Regions from separate parts of the Homo sapiens genome. Here region 1 is linked to region 2. A link is a contact called in ENCODE Hi-C data. All regions are on one chromosome and are shown on one strand. Each heading gives the region's core, a stretch centred on a gene start or an enhancer-like site at or near the end of the contact. The rest is flanking DNA. Distances are from core to core; before and after follow the strand shown. Region 1 holds the start of LYST (lysosomal trafficking regulator). Region 2 overlaps LOC107985364 (a long non-coding RNA gene).

Region 1 (3,812 bases), core at 1,018-3,517, 1.1 Mb after region 2:
GGCAAGCCTGGGGCCGAGCGCAGTGGCTCACGCCTACAATCGCAGAATGTTGACACGCCAAGGTGGATGGATCGCTTGAGCCCAGGAGTTTGAGACCAGCCTGGGCAACAATGGCGAAACCCCATCTTTACAAAAAATTAGCCAAGCATGGTGGGTGATGTGTGCCTGAAGTCCCAATTACTTCAGAGGCTGAGGTGAGAGGATCACCTGAGCCTGGGAAGTCGAGGCTGCAGTAGGTTGTGATCATGCCACTGCACTCCAGCCTGGGAGACAAAGTGAGATCCTGACTCAAAACTAAAAATAAAAGGTAAGGTTCTTTACTCAAAGAGTGGACTCCCCTTTCCACTGAGAGTAGAAACTCAAGTCCTTAAAAGGGCCTACAAGGCCTTATACAGTCTAATCTCCCACCACACTCACCTCTTTGACTTTATTTCTACTCCTCTTTGCTTTTTCCACCACAGCCAAATCAGCCTCTCTGCTGTCCTCAAACAAGCCCAGCACACAGGGCTTCTGCAAGCCCTTCTGCCTTCCTCTCTGCTAGCACATCCTTCCCTCAGAGAGGTACATGGATTACCCCTCACTTACTTCTGGTCTTGGCTCAAATGATATCTTTTCTAGGAAGCTTTCCCTGGCTGCCTCTAGTTAAAATTGCAAACCTCTCCCGGTTCCCTGCCCTCCCTCTTCCCTGCCCTCCCTCTTCCGTGCTTTTTCTCTGTAGTACTTAACACCATCTGACACAGCACATATTTTATTTGTTTATTATCTGAGGTCCCCACTAGAATATAAGCTCCATGAAGGAGCAGATATTTATGTTTTCTTAGAAAAGTATCTGACACGCAGTAGGTGCTCAATAAATATTTACTAAATACATATATATAATTATATAGTTTGTGAAGTATTTTTATGCAAATTACAGCAATTCATTTTTCCTTATGCCCTCTCTTCTTCAAATTCTCCAATCTTTGTAGTAACAATATGGATGACAGCAAAGAGCTATCAGAAAAAGAGTTGTTGGCCACTTAACAAAGCTCTTTAAAACAGATACCCCATATTAATCAACTACATCTATAAATTGAAAGCTTAAAGTCAACATCTTTATTAGCATAGATGAATCTAGGCGTGGAATTTTAAAATAATAGCGCAGAAGAGCCAAGAATCATCAGGAAGAAAAGTCTAATTCAGTTTGTCCTATCAATCTGTTAAACAAACAATAGGAAAATGCAACCTGCATTTGATCTTCAAGGAAACACTGGCCCAAATTCAACACGAACGCATTCAACACAAGATTCGACTCCCTTAAAATTTTCTATCTGCTTAAAACAAACCCCATTAACTATCAAGTGCCGTCGCTGGGTGTGTATGGTCTGCCGAGCGGATCGGGGATGTTTTGCTATGTTTTGTTTAACCAGATAAGAATTAGCGTTAAGGAAACGTTTCTTAAAGCCTCTGTATCCCCTGGACCATTAAACAACCCCTTCGTTGGGCTTTACACTGTGGTACCGGGGTCTTCTCGGGTAATTTCCCAGCTTATTTAACTCATCAGAAGCGAAGGGGCATCTCAGTCAGGCTCCAGTGATACCGGAGACAGACGGCAGATGTCTCAGGGGATCCCCTGGAAAGAGAGGCTCTCGCCCAGTCAAAGGGTGTCACGGACAGGAGGAAAGAGCGGACCGAGGCGCACGGTGTAGGTGACAGGTGGGCGAGCGCCGCAGGGCAACAGCGCGGGGAGTGACCGGCTGGGTGGTGGCGCGGAAACCGTCAACTCCCATCGTCAACCTGACAGCTTGGGCCCAGCTGGGCTGAGTAGTGCAGCGGCACAGGATCAAAAAATAAAATAAAGGTAGCAACACACCGCCGTCAGCCTGCTCGACCTCGCCCCCCGCGCGCTGCGAAATAAAGTTAGTGCCCAGTGGCCGCTGCAATGGCCCAGAGGGGCCCAGCCGAGCTCCCGCCCGCGGCCCGGCGGCTGTCAAAGGCGGCCCGGCGCCGCGAGAAGTCCCAGAGCCCAGAAGCCAGAGAGGACGCCCCGAGCTGGCGCGTCAGGCCGAGTGCCCTCGCGCCCTCGCGCCCTCAGCCCGGCGGTCCCGGCCCTCAACCCAGGCTGACAGCCACCAGCCCCAAACCGCCTCCCCTCCAGGCCACGCAGAGGGGCCGGGACCCGGAACCTTCTGCCGGCAGCGTCGGCGCCCGGCGGCCGCCTTTACCTGGTTTGTGGCAGCTGCGGCCGCCGCGCACTCCCCCTCTCCCGGAGAACCCCGAGCCGACGCCGCTGCCGCCGCCGCCGCGCACTCCCCACCCCCGCCCGCCCAGGTAACCCAGGAAACCGAGAACACCACCCCCTCCCTCCCCTCGTCCGGACCCAGACCCGCTCGTCTGCGCGTGCGCCCTTGGCTCCGCCTCGCGCGTGTAAGCCCCGCCTCCTCTGGGAGGGCAGCGCCGGCGTCGCAGGCGTGACGCGTGGAACTGCCGAGCCAATAGGGAAGGCAGGGGGGCGGGCCGACCCGCGGGGCTGCAGCCGGGGCCCGGTCTGGGTTTCTCAGCGGTCGGGGGTCGTACCCTGGGTCCGCACCTCCTCCCAGGGCTCTGCGTAGTGGGCTGCGTCAGACCCTGGGGAGTGCGAGCACCGTTTGAGAAGCACCAAACACAAGCGCATCGTCCGCCTCTTCCATTCAACACAGACTGTCAACCTGTCCCATTGTGTAGGTCTAGAGGATGAAGATAGAAGAAATAACGGGAAGGAGTCAGGAGAGGGAGAAAGGGTTACCCACAAGGCACCCCTAGCCTTCCTCTGGGACCTGGAAAAAGCCATATTGTAATGGTTACCGTCGGCTTCTTTCAAGAAACAAAAAGAGCTTTGCAAAGCCACTGCAGAAGTAATTCAGTGCAGTGGTGTATTTTCCAACCGACTCCTGTTCAAACACGGTTTGTATACAGTGCGCACTGTCAGTGTCATATGCCCTAATAGACCAGTCCCTCCAGAGGGTGGGAGCTGTAGGTAAAATCCAGGATGTTTTGGCTGCATCCCCGGCTCTGGGCCCAGCACGCTGCTGGCAGACTGCTGCGGTAGGCAGTTTGGCATTTCAAGGGCCACCCTCCTCACCTCCTAGTCACTGAGACAGCAACGCCAGAGGTACTGGGAAAAAGCCTGAACTGTAATCGTTCGGTAGTTTTCAAGTTCTGCCAAACAATACAAACTATTAATAAGCAGATAATCTACAAATTGACAGGAATTGCTGTAGAATCAACAACTCCCATAATTTTTTGCACAGGAATTATGAAATAGAAATAATTCAGGATATTATGTCCCAAGCCTATATACCAAATGTTACTCCCAATTCCTCAAACTCCCATCTAACCCAATGACAAGCAAAGTGCGTTAAGTTGCCCACTGATGTGGTTTAGAGGGTGCTCTTGGGGAAAATTCCCCACTTTAAAATATGTCTTCTCTGACGTCTGATGTTTAACCATTAGCAGTTCATATCTTTAGGCGAAGATTGCCCACTTCCTCTGGCAGGTAGTCTTTTATTTTTATTTTTTATCTTTTTTTTTTTGAGACAGATTCTCGCTCTGTCGCCCAGGCTGGAGGGCAGTGGCCGGATATCGGCTCACTGAACCCTAACAAGTGCAGGAAATAAATGTCTCAGGGAACTTATCACTCATTTAAGCAGTATATAATGAGCACCTACAATGCGCTAAGTATTGTGCTAGGTGCATGGGCCTGAACTGAAACAAAAAGAGGAAGCCAAACTTAACCTGTTTCGTCATTTTACCTAAAGCTGTGTCTACTCTTATTTATACATCAACTTTCACCC
Region 2 (3,943 bases), core at 28-2,527:
TTCTCAGCCATCAAAAGAACACGATTAAGAATCTCTGTGCTAGAAACTAGAAAGTTCTAGGAGATTACTGAAGGAGAGGCAGGAATGGGAACTGAGATGAAGAGGGCAAAGACTTAACCACCGACGGTCCATTTTTGGAGGAAGTGGCTGAGTGGAGTCTGGAAAAAAAAAAAAACAACAACCAGATAACCTGAAAACCAGCTGGGCTGGAAGCAAAGAGAGGGCCCAGGCATTAGCCCGGCCCTGGGGGCAGCCCAGACACACCCCAGCATTTCTCAGGGGGAAGAAGGCACAGCCTGCTGTTATTTACAAAGCTGTTGTTGAGAATTTTGAGGATCTCTTCCAGGTTCTCGCTTATGTAAATTCTAATTCACAGTGCCCTGGCCCCACATGTCTCGTAAACCAGGCCTGATATTGTAAACCTTCGCCATTCACAGAGGGTTTTAGCTTTGCCTTTGTTCCCCTCTCCAATTTCCCACTTCACAAACCTGGATCTAAAGCTTTGCACGTAGTTGATAGGGAAGTGTCGTTTGAGCAGTTCTAAGAGGCTGTCTTCCTTCTTCCTCCGACCCCCACAGCTCTGGTTTCCTCTTGGATATCAATTATTGGCTTTTACATAAGAAGGCTAATGCATTTTCAAAGCAGGCAGATCACTCTCCCATGTTTTGACAGTTTGGCTTTAGTTGAAATATAATTAAACTTTTTGAAAACAAGAACCTTGAAACTCAGTCTTCACACTGTTTGCAGGTTTTTTCCCCCTCACGCATTCAGTTTTTACTTGCTGCGGCACAATTGATTTGGTCTTCACTTTCTGCGCTCAAAACAAACACTGGGTTTAGGCATTCTGCTCTCCCAGCACCGCATGGCTGAGGGTGGAAAAAAATAACATCTGAAACAGGCCGGGCTTTTGATGATACCTCCTTATGACAGACACATCGAAAACCACCGACGGTGAGTCACCCACATTCTGTGCATACCCTCTCCGAGGAGCAGGAAGTGTGGCTATTTTAAACCCTGAGGCAATGAGAAGTTTTCAGATGCGTCCTAAGGCGCTCCGGCCAGCGCCCTGCATGCACACGAGGGCCTTCCTCAGTGTGGCCCCAGCACATCTGTAGACCTGAGGCGACACACCCAGCCTTCTGCCAGCATCTCTTTGTTTATTCTGCTTGTCCTGGTTTTGCGTTGACACGAGCAAGCCGAGTCTAAAAAACACAGAGCTACAGAATTTATAAAATCAACAAAAACTTAAAAAAAAAAAACAAAAAAAAAAACACACCACCACCACCAACAACAATCGGAGCCTGGCAGTTGGTGAGGGTGGGTGGGGGCGAACAGATGGTGCCACAAGATGTCCTCGGGCGGCTCACTGGGGACCGAGCCTTGTGGCTCTGTGGCCAAAAATAAATAAATAAGTCAGGGCCCAGCAGAAGTGCTTTCACTTCTAACCCAAGTCACTAGCTGTGGGTAATGAGTCCTCTTACTCCTTGTTCCCCATCTCCAAAGGCCAAACAAACAAGTAGAAAAAAAAAGAGAGAGAGTGAGAGAATGAATTGAACTGAAATGAAATGACTATAGATGAAAGATATATATATATATATAAAGAGTGGCGGGGGCGGGGGAAGCCGGGCGCTGTGGCTCACGCCTGTAATCCCAGCACTTTGGGAGGCCGAGGCGGGCGGATCACGAGGTCAGGAGATCAAGACCATCCTGGCAAACACGGTGAAACCCCGTCTCTACTAAAAATACAAAAAAATTAGCCGGGCGTGGTGGCGGGCGCCTGTAGTCCCAGCTACTCGGGAGGCTGAGGCAGGAGAATGGCGTGAGCCCGGGAGGCGGAGCTTGCAGTGAGCGGAGATCGCGCCACCGCACTTCAGCCTGGGCGACAGAGCAAGACTCTTGTCTCAAAAAAAAAAAAAAAAAGTGGCAGGGGGACTTGAGGGAAATAAGCCAGATGTTGCCACAAAAGCAGTTACAAATCCTGACCTTGTTTGCTAAAGGGAGCAGGCTCAGCCAGGATGCGAGACATCTCCAGGTGCTGGGAGCTTCTGAGGATGGTGAGCTCCCAGACCGAGGCAGCAAAAATGGCCTAGAACCCATCACTGTGTGGGGAGGATCCGGCTTCCTTGATGTCGGGGAAGCGTTTCCAGAACACTGGCCACTGATAGAACCAGCGGTCGATGTGGCAGGGCCTGGGATTCAGGCAAGACTCCATTTGGCTGTAATGTTTTTTATCTTTATCGGCAGTTTTCTTAGAGAATGAAATTGTTTGGGAAGTGGAAACCCAGCCTTCAGCATCTTTTAGCACAATGTGTTAAGACTCCCGAACTGGTTGGGAGCTGTATAAGCCACACAAGCATTCCAAATAATACATATTCTTTCTATTGTTGCAGATGCTAACTGCCTCCTAACTCTGATAAAACCTAAAGAATTTGTTGGTGGAAGAAAGTCCTAGAGTTTTAAAAAGCAGCTGCAGAAGAGACCAGGCCGCCTACACCCCTTGGCTTGTGGCCTCTTTACTCCACCTTGACAGCCAGCAAGGTGGCCTCTCTGGTACCTTTCTTTTGCATTCACTCTCCCTCTGTCTCCTCTTGTGACTAGCTGTGGGTAATGAGTCCTGTTACTTCTCATTCTCAATCTCCAAAGGCCAAACAAACAGGTAGAAAGAGAGAGAGAAGGAATTGAGCCGAAATGAAATGACTTTAGAATAAAGATTTGTATACTAAAAAAAAAAAAAGAGTTGGGGGAACTTGAGAGAAATGAGCCAGATGTTACCATGAAAGCAGTTATAAATCCTAACCTTGTTTGTAAAGGGAGCAGGCTCAGCCAGGATGCTGGACATTGGTCTCACCTGGAGAACTCAGGCTTCTCTTCCCACTGTAAGGTCAGCTGATTTGCAGCCTCAGCTCCTCCTGCAACCTTCCTTTGCCTTTGCCGTGTAACCTAACACATTCCCAGATTCCGGGGATTAGGGTCTACACATCTTTAGGGGGCATTATTCTGTTGAGGGTCAGTGGTGTCCTTAGCACTGAGACAGTTACTTGTCTGTCTCCACAGTTTATTTGTTAGGACATATGACCAGGCAATAGTTGCTCTGTATAGTAGAAATACAGTCAAATAATAGTGTAAATTAAATTGATAATACACATTTACTATCTGCCAGATATAAGCACTTCACTTCATGCGTGTTAACACTCATTTAAGACTCATGATAGTTCCATGAGTTAGGTACTATTATTAGCTCCACTGTACAGACGAGGGAAAGTATAGGGTGTATCCATGGTTGGGAAACGGTGGAGATAGTGTTAGAACCCAGGCCTCTGGCCCAGGTTCCAGATTCTTAGCTAATAGGATTAGAAAAATACAGGGGTGTTGCCCTCCAAATACCAAGGACAAGACACAAAGGCAAAGTGCCTTCCTGGACCCTTCTTCCCCACCATGCCCCTGTGGAGCCAATGGCCCTGTCTGTTATATCAAGGCCCTGAACAGCAGGGAAAGGTGACTCAGAGAGTTCTGTTCACCCTACAGGCCTTGACGCCATCCAAGACCTGACCACATGAAGTTGAGCTTTCAGCTATGGGGAGCCAGAAACACACCCTGCCTTGCGTGCTCAGCTTGGACTGTAACAGTACAAGCCCAGTGACAGCTGGTGCCTGGAAACCATCTTGCTGCTGTTTCCTGTGAGTGGAGAGGATCTTCTTCTGCAGAGGAGAGGAAACAGTGTCATCAACTGGGGTGTGTTCCTATGCTTCCAAGGATCCTGGAGTCATCTGCTGGAAGGGGAGACAGTGAACTCTGCAAGGGGAAGTTGGCTATGTATTTTCGTGCCCCTCAGTAGTCAAATCCTATGGAAACAAACAAGGCTGGTCTCTGTAGATGGGACCTCCCACCCACGTAGGGTCAGTTTTTTCCCCAGAATAACAGAGGGAAGGCAGGGCCAGAAACA

Evidence for each region. Hi-C counts contacts between places; a loop is a spot of excess contacts on that map. Pooled maps may share reads with other maps.
Region 1: a map of CD8-positive, alpha-beta T cell shows a loop between it and region 2 (3-fold over the local background). The contact joins the promoter of LYST here to the enhancer-like site in region 2. A Hi-C loop is called at or near these places in 1 of 168 maps with a recorded cell type or tissue (CD8-positive, alpha-beta T cell), 1 of 37 single-sample maps with no recorded cell type and 5 of 50 pooled maps.

The regions. Positions count from the first base shown.
Region 1 is chr1:235,864,639-235,868,450 of GRCh38, forward strand. LYST (lysosomal trafficking regulator) reads right to left here and starts at 2,268. Exons shown (of 53, transcript NM_000081.4): 1 at 2,205-2,268. RefSeq lists enhancers at 1,326-1,375, 1,746-1,845 and silencers at 1,966-2,385, 2,436-2,735.
Region 2 is chr1:234,771,579-234,775,521 of GRCh38, forward strand. LOC107985364 (a long non-coding RNA gene) reads left to right here. Exons shown (of 3, transcript XR_001738532.2): 2 at 2,391-2,550; 3 at 3,526-3,943. Among named protein-coding and RNA genes, the nearest start is that of LINC02961, 13 kb to the left of the region's middle. RefSeq lists enhancers at 1-1,027, 784-1,078, 814-1,033, 1,054-1,103, 1,124-1,293 and 1 more. Within about 2 kb of position 1,278, at least 31 of the 41 ENCODE cell types and tissues checked have a DNase peak (open chromatin) inside an H3K27ac peak, as active enhancers do; they include CD8-positive, alpha-beta T cell, where a contact is called at or near this core.